2 separate regions of the Homo sapiens genome follow, and region 1 is linked to region 2. A link is a loop called in an ENCODE intact Hi-C map of the cell type or tissue named here. Cell type or tissue: PC-3. All regions are shown on one strand. Links, peaks and the distances in the headings refer to the core of each region. The heading gives the core; the rest is flanking DNA.

What was found. Hi-C counts contacts between places; a loop is a spot of excess contacts. Peaks named below come from ENCODE experiments on the same cell type or tissue, not always from the same donor. Only the 100,000 strongest peaks of a DNase experiment are listed, where the experiment ranks them.
Region 1: it touches region 2 in a loop (4-fold over the local background); 3 of 110 quality-filtered maps call a loop at or near these places.

The regions. Positions count from the first base shown.
Region 1 is chr13:94,190,988-94,195,351 of GRCh38, reverse strand. All of the region lies in intron 4 of GPC6 (glypican 6), which reads right to left. Among named protein-coding and RNA genes, the nearest start is that of GPC6-AS1, 5.2 kb to the right of the region's middle. In PC-3, for the core only: a CTCF peak has its summit at 2,557 (motif pointing right); no DNase peak of the experiment used is centred there.
Region 2 is chr13:93,246,723-93,251,086 of GRCh38, reverse strand. The region is part of intron 1 of GPC6 (glypican 6); the gene reads right to left. Among named protein-coding and RNA genes, the nearest start is that of GPC6, 22 kb to the right of the region's middle. RefSeq lists enhancers at 1,862-2,361, 2,362-2,863. In PC-3, for the core only: a CTCF peak has its summit at 2,351 (motif pointing left); DNase peaks (open chromatin) are centred at 1,366 and 2,326; H3K4me3 peaks cover 477 bases; H3K27ac peaks cover 1,852 bases.

The DNA.
Region 1 (4,364 bases), core at 1,242-3,741, 940 kb before region 2:
ATAATCCAAGTGATGTCCTTGGAATTTCAAACCAATTTCCATGCCCACAATGGCTTCTTACTGGGGTTGGTTAAGGGGAAAGGTCTTATACAAGCCCTAACTAGGAAGAAACTGCTGGAAGAACAGGGAAGGAAGCAAAGGAGAGAGACCAGGGAGGCTTTAACTTCTTTGACATCTGCAGATCAGGTGCTTGTAACTGGACATGGGGACACCAGTACTTACCACTCTCTGTTCAAAAGAGACTTAAATAGAAGAGCAGTCACAAAGAAGGTAGGAAAACAGGCTTCTTATTTTGAAAAGAATAAAACTTCAGTGCTCAGTTCCAAAGGCCTTGTTTCTAGATACTTCTTTCTATAATACTTCTCATACTCCTCTTAGATTTGCCCTTGGTTATGTGTGTGTGTGTGGGAAGGGTACATATACACACATAAATACATACTCATATAAATATACTCATCTACAGATACACACACACAAACACACACACACATACACAGATACACAACACATGCTTCTGTATAGAGTTTCAGAACTACAAGCATCTCTGGTCCTCAATGGTTCAGTTAAAGTATTCTTTTTTTCATCTTTAAAATTTTTATTTTCATAAGTTTTTGGGGAACAGGTCATATTTGGTTACATGACTAAGTTCTTTAGTGGTGATTTGTGAGATTTTGATGCACACATCACCCCAGCAGTATACAATAAATACAATTTGTTGTTTTTTATCCCTCGCCACCTTCCCACCCTTTCCCTCCGAGTCTCCAAAGTCCACTGTATCATTCTTATGCCTTTGCATCCTCATAGCTTAGCCCCCACTTATGAGTGAGAACATACAATGTTTGGTTTTCCATTCCTGAGTTACTTCACTTAGAATAATAGTCTACAATCCCATCTAGATTGCTGTGAATGCCATTAACACACACATACAGACACATATGCAAAAACACACAGACATACACACATATGCATACATTGGAGTTGCCAGAAAAAAATGCAGGACACTCTGTTAAATTTGAATTTCAGATAAACACCACTCTCCACATTGTAATTATGTCCAGATATTGTATGGCACATACCTATCCCCAAAAACTTCTAGTTTATCTGAAATTCAAATTTAACTATATATCCTATACTTTTATTGGCTAAATCAGGCAACTTTAATAAATAAATATGTACATGTATGAGTATACATATACTGTACATATGCTACAAGTATATTTAAATCTATATAACTGTATCTGCAATGATATATAACACTCCCCAAATGAGATTAGCAACCTGTCCTTATATATGCCTGTTTACCCTAAATTTCCCATACATCAAAGTAATCATACTTGTCATTTCATCTTCAATATCTGTTTTTCCCACTATATCATAAGCTTCACAATGACTGCAGCTATTACAGACTTACCCCCAGCATAAAACATAGCAGATAAACTACAGAACACAGAATTAATGTGAAAGCCCACATCTAGAATTCCGCCAAAAGCTCAACCTCACTATTAAAAGCAGGGAGGACCTGTTCAACTGTGGACAAAAGCCAAAGTCAGCTGCTGAAAACCATGAAAGAGATAAGGGGTCTAGATTTAAAGAACTTTCACTGCATGACGACAATGATCATATGCATTTCAATGTCTTTATCTCAGTGATTTTCTTTGTAGTCGGGCTAGCCCACTGGGTAACAGCAATTTTGCACACGGGCATTTCTCCTATACCCCAAGCGACACTGCGAACCCTTCTGGCATGTCGCACGCTCACCACGTTCTGTTTTCGTATTCTGGCATGCCGCATGCTCACCAGGTTCTGTTTTCATATGCTACAGCACACTCGAAGAGCATCCCTTTGCCTCAAGTTCTGTTATTATGAGTGCCACTTAGAAATTTTTATTTTTGCCGAAACCATTCAAAGCAGAGGATAAAACACAGAGGTCAGGAATGGCGGCCCCCTCCCACTCCACATTACATTAGCGGCATTTGAAAATTACAGCCTCACCAGCTTGCAAAGGAAATACTACATTTTTCATCTTCGGTGACTCTGATTAAGTAACATTCACTTTGGACCGCTCCTATGGTGACATAGCTCCACTATAAAGGCCTCCTGGGTGGCATTCCGGTCATTAGAAACTATACAAACTATTAGGAAACAGTAGCAGATCTGCTAACCTTTCAAATTACAGTTTCCTCTCTAATTGTGGCAAAGAAGACTGAATTCATAATAGTTTTGAAGTTGGATAAAATAGATATATGTGGAAATACACACACACACACACACACACACACACACACACACGAGGAGTCTCACCGTTTCAAGTGTATTTCTTAGAATGTTTTCCCATAGAGCTCTTAGTCTAACTGTTCTGATCCCCAAAAATAAGGCTTCATTTTTGGTTTCAACAAATTCCCTGGGTCACCTCACATTAAACCATCATGTGTCTATAAACACAGGTTTCAGCAAACTGATGCCCACTGAACTTTAGTGTCTACATGTCTCTACCAGGGACCTGTACCACCAAATTGGGGCTCACCCACCACTTCATTGCCTGATATAAAAACTGAGTCCCCAGCAGAGGGCACAACTGAGGTGCGCAGTAATGTTCTCTGTGCTGTTGACCAGCCCTTCACATTCTCTCAGTTGCCCTTTCCCATGAGGCAGTTTTGGTTAGTACCTCATAATGGCTAAGGCAGGCTCTTTCTCTGCATACAAGTGTACATACATCACAACACCCCAACATATGTCAACATCACAAACATTTAGTCTGCTTGTCTTGAGCTCCTCATAGCATGGGAAATGCAGGCTCATATTTTACTGGCACGTTGACTAATCTTTAGGGGAGATCTGGCATATGTGGGAAGTGATTGACTACGTGGTACCCTTTCCCTTGAGCTAGTACTAACCCAGACCCCAGACATACTCTTGGCATTCCATCTTTCTGATGACATATAAAAATGAGGAGCCACACACTCTGGGCTATTATGGATTCCATGGTGCTTTTAGGAAGACCTGAGGCTTTATCCCCAATGTGGCAAAATGCCAGCTCAGAGAGTAAAGTTCCAAGTACTCAAAATCTTTCTATACTTTATAGATTGTTCTGTTATTTGCTGCAAAGATTAACTAGCATGAAGTAGGGAGCCATTTATCTGTTAACACATTTTTTTTTCTTCCAGAGTTGCCTGCATTTCAGCAGTGGATTTAAGCAACCTCTATGTAAAATATTGCAGCATGCTGAGGTAAGTAAATGCTATGGAAGATAAATTATTTGATGACCAAGTGGGTATTTTCCTATAAACTATTTTTTTTAATAAAAATCATAAAATTGTGAATTGTGAGAGATGAAGGTAGGAGTGAAATATGAGGATAGGTTTCATTTTTGTGCTAATGAGAGGTCTTCTCTTCAAGTATAAGAGGATATTTTTCATATGAATCCAGCACACAAGCTTCTTCTCTATACACCAGGAAACTTAGTTCATATGAGCATCATTTTGCTATTATCTGGGTTTGGCTCTCTAATGTTTTCCATAGCCACTCTATTTGTTACCTTCACCAGTTCCCCTTGGAGATGAAATTGAACATCTCTAACTCAGAAAAGGAGCTCCCCATGGGAAGATCCTCTGCCCTAGTCATTAATAGAAGAGACAGGAAAGGCTGGGGCTGGGAGGATTGGATTTATATAAATGGAAAGATAAGTCTCAATTTTTTTTTTTACTTCCTTCAAACTTGCCTCTACTATTATTTTTTTTTTTTTCCAGCTTAAGATATTTCTTGTTTCCTGCTTTAATCTAAGCTTTGTACAAATGATGACATACTGGAAAAAGAGGCCATTTCCAAGGACATCGCTCACTGTCCTGATGCCGTGCAGTGTACACTTACCGACTCAGCTCTCCAAAGATCCTCTTCTATCCCCATTCACATTTATTCCACACCTTGCCAATGCCTTCAACTCAAACTTGACACTGGCTCAAGACATTTAAAGCCAGTAATCCCTGAGCTACACTTAGCCAGCCCATGCTGCCAAAACTCCCATAAAATGTCTCAGAATCTCATGGAATACCAAGAAGATTTATATTCAGCCTTAACTTGGGCAATCTTCACCTAGCATTTCTAGTATCAACTCATTTCTTATGAAATGTTCAAGTCTGTCAGTGAAGGTGCAATATCATACATATGTATAAATAATGAGAGAGCTTCTTAGGTGCCACATGTAAAATCCAGTCTTGTTACTTCATCGTTGCAGCTTAAAGAAAGCTCTTTTGTCTCCTTCTTTGGGAAATAATCCAAAACTCATAGAAATTTATAAGAATGGTACAAAAACATTTGTATACTCTTTATCCAAAATCACCTATTGTTAACATTTTGCCTCATTTGTT
Region 2 (4,364 bases), core at 894-3,393:
ATCATGGGGATGGTTTCCTCCATACTGTTTTGTGGTAGTGAATAAGTCTCACGAGATCTGATGGTTTTATAAGAGCAAACCCCTTTCGCTTGGCTCTCATTCTCTTCTCTTGACTGCTGCCATGTGAGACGTGTCTTTCACCCTCCACCATGATTGTGAGGCCTCCCCAGCCATGTGGAACTGTGAGTTCATTAAACCTCTTTCTTTTGTAAATTGCCCAGTCTTGGATATGTCTTTATCAGCAGTGTGAAAACAAACTAATACACCCAGTTTCTCTCTGAGCTTTGCCTCAATGCTGGGAAGCCAAAGGGAAGCAGGATGTGGGGCCCAAATTCTGCCTAGGATTCTGTGAAGAGATTGCCTGGTGGGCTACCTGGACCAACTTTAGGGTCAACTTTGGGGCACAGAGTACTCAGAGGGAGAGCTACACCCCTCACCTGGGTAGCACTGGTCTGGCTCAGCAATCCCTAGAGCCCTCCTGGGAAGAACTCAGAAAGCAGCGGAGTTGCAAACCAGAGGCTTGTCATGGTCCCCCCATGCCAAGTGATCAAGGCTGGAGGTGGGCCAGAGGCCAGTTGAGTGACAAACCAGTGACTCAGGAGGTCTTCATGCCCAGAAAGGCCAATGTGAGGGTGAATACCAAAGGAAGGGGACTAGTTACCCGGTCCTTCCCAACTTGAATAAGAGCAGATCACAAAGTATACCACCCCCAGATATGCAGGCCAGCAGGGCCCTGGAAATGGGCAGAGCCCTAGGACCCTCAGTTTTCTTTCGTGAGAAAGAGTCACTCCTTTATCACTCCGCAATCTAAGAGATTTATTTCCTCCTCTACTCTGTGTTAATTGACAAGCATGTGTACAGCCTTTCGTACTTGTCAGATACTATTCTAAGAGCTTTAGAAGTGTTCATTCGTGTAGCACAATCCCAGTGATGAGAGATAGGAATTGCTATTACCCCTGTTTACAGATGGAAAAATCAAGGCACAGAGAGGTTCAGAAAAGGCTAAGTAGAGGAGCCAGGAGTCAAAGCCACTGCACCACAGCAAGTATCCCACTTGATTGACTGTCAGCTAGAAAGGCAAAACTGATCAGACTACATTTTCAACTAGATCAGACTAAAATGTTTTCTCCTGTTACCCATCAAGTGGGAGCTCCTGCGGAAAACTACACAGGTTATATGAGCAAGAAGAGAAGGAGAAGGAGAAACCAAGAGGTGGAGGAAAAAGGAACTATATGCCTTTTACATCAGAGTTGCAACATATGTATATTTTCAATTCAAAAATGGTGGCAGCTCACAACTTCCCAAAGGTCCTTCCAAAAGCTTGTAAAATGAGCCATTTCCTGGAGTGAGGAATGATGACTCACCCGCATGGCTGTTTTTCTCTTACCTCTGCTAGTTACCACTGGAAAGTGGAAATATGAGGCGCTGCTTGGACCAAAGTGAAATCAAAAGACATACTATTTCTCTAGTTTTTAAAATGGAAAAACCTCCAATTTGACAAGGGCTCTTCAGTTATGTTTAACATTTTTTTCCCAAAAGTCCACAAGACTGAAATGCCAACCTCTTTCAACAGACCAAACCTTTTAAAGGCCTTCATGTTCCCTATGCAGGAAGCCCATAGCTGCCTATAAGGCAAACATTTCACAACCCTTACCAACAGAGGACGAAACTAAACACTCAGAACAACAGAAAGGGAAGCCAAAGGCAGAAAGGATACAATTCTAAATGTTAAATGTGTTATTTTCAGAAATACACAGCAATTTTTAGGATTAAAATCAATCAATTTAAAGTATAAGGAGTTTCAGAGGTTTCACAGGGTTCCATTAATTATTTTCCCTGATGCGATATTACCAAATGGGGGCCCCTATTAATGGTGAAAATACGTCCTCAGTGATCTCAGTTCCTGATGGGTGGTAATATAGGACAGACAGCTCAGTAAGGTGGTAGGTTTATGGCACTGATAATACTTTCTATTTATCTGAAATTTGTTTCAGTTTTTCAAATCTAACATGCCAGTGAATAGGTCCTAGGATATGGTGTTGGTACAATGTCTGTAAACAATGATTCTTTCAGGGAGGGGAAAAAAGAACAGTGCTTTCAATGTTCAGTATCCTTTACATCTGCTGCTCAGCTGGAAACACTGTTAAAAGGCCATTAGAACCTTAAGGTAACAGGCCTCGAATGCTATGAAAGCCATGGAGCAATTTGCTGTTTGTGTTAGGCGTATCAGCTCCAGCCACTTCCTTTTCATGGGCTGAAAACAGCTTCTGTCATGAGCCGTGAAAATCAATTCCACAGTAACCAGGCTGAAATGCGGTTGAAGGTGGTGCACCTACAGGCTGGCGCTGTGCAGCAGAGCCTCCTTCTGGGCATCCGTGGCACCTTCCAGAAGTTTCAGGCAGCGGCTCCCAGCAGTGCCCGGGAGGTAATGAGCAGCTCAGTACTTCCAGGAACCTTCAGGCTTATGGCTTAGGACACTGGTCCTCTCTTATACTTAATTAGGTTAAAATAGAAATTGTCACCCTGAATGAAGATAGCTGTAGGAAGTGTCGTACTGGGAAAAAGCCTGCTCTTGCTTATTTGTATTCCATTTTTCCTGATTATAGTAATTGTGACAGAGGCTCACTTAAAAAAGAAAAAAAAAAAAAACACTTTTTGTGGGCCTTTTAAAGTACAGAACATTTTTAGACTTTTTTTTTTTCAAACATAAGATCATACTTTTGAAAATATATCCTTTAGGGGACTAAGCAGTTTTGTCAAGACTGTGCTTTTTAAAATCATGGCTAGAAAGGTTAAAACTCATTTTTAAATATGCTACAGGTTTTTCTGTTCTAGGAAATTGTTATTCCAGTTGTAAAAATCAACCTTGGTTATCACATAGAATTAAGCTCATTCTAACCTATATTTCTATATATAGTCAACCCTTTGTTATACTGGAAACCTTTGTATACACTGCTAAGCATGTTCTGAGTAAGAATAAATTGGCACTCCTAAATCACAGCAACCAGCTTATGTGTATACATATAACTTCTTGTAATATTATCTCATCATCAATAGCCCAGGCCGAGTAACTGATTCAGTTAATTAGTTAAATTTTGTGTTAACAACAAAATGGAAAAAATATAATTTCATGTTTTTTGGTCTGAATATCTGATGCACCTAACTTGTTTTAACTGAAATTTAAGTGTGATTACTCCATACATATTTTGTTGACTAAAACAGAAAAATATACAATTTTTATGTCTTTTGCACAAAATACATAATGAAGATCTCTTAGTGATTCTAAGACATTTCCAAGTTATATTTTAAAGAGGGGAAGGTGGTAATTGAAAATAGATTATTCATAATAGGTGTGTTGTTGATGACATATGATTTGCCATTTGTAAGGTATTTTATATTCAATTGAAACTGACCTTTTATGAGGGCCATGTGGTAATATAAGTGAAATGAATATATTCTTTATTGCGGTCATATAAAAAGATTGGCCTAAGCTTTTAACATAATGCTTGACCTGATATCTAATATCCCCAAGTCTGTGAAAGAATATTGAATAAGATACCATATCATGAAATGAGTAGTAAAAGCATAATAAAATCCTTTCACACATTAGCACTTGATAATGTAAAAGTAACAGTAAACTAAGATTCTCAAGTTCAAGGCAAATATAGTTGGAGGAGAAGCTAATAATGGATCACCACATAGGAGTGTCCAGCAATCCTGCATTTTCAGATTGTTAGTACTTTAGAATTACAAGTTCCCATTTTCAAAATAGCAATCCTAAACTCTGCAAAAACATTTGTTAGGCCAACAGAAAACAGAGGTCAAAGATAATCTTAATTTGTTTATTGGTGATTTTTAATATAGCTTGTAGGTATCTAAAAGCGATCTCAAAAATTCTGTCTTCTAAAATCAGTTCATTAATATAAACATCTCTTTAAAGAATTAGGTATCTCCTAAGGGTACTGCAAAGATACTAGAATGGTTTTTGTTGCAAGTTAGTTTCCAGTAGTTGTTTCTTTCATAATAAAATGTTACATTATACTTAAAATTTTTGTTAAATATTTGGCTGTAAAAAAAAAAAGAAAAGAAAAAAGAGAACAAATTACCAGAAATTTTAAATGTCACAGTTTTTTAAGTTTGAAAAACTCCCAATCATGGAGATTTGGGGGGGAAATTAGGATAAGCAAACAGCTAAAAGACAATTTTTTTTTTCCAGGAAAAAATGTAAGGCCTGTCATTTAAAAATACCTATAATGTGTGCATAGTGGCTTTTTTTTTTTTTTTTTTTTTTTTTTTTGAGACAGTCTTGCTCTGCCGCCCAGGCCTGAATGCAGTGGCACAATCTCGGCTCACTGCAAGCTCCG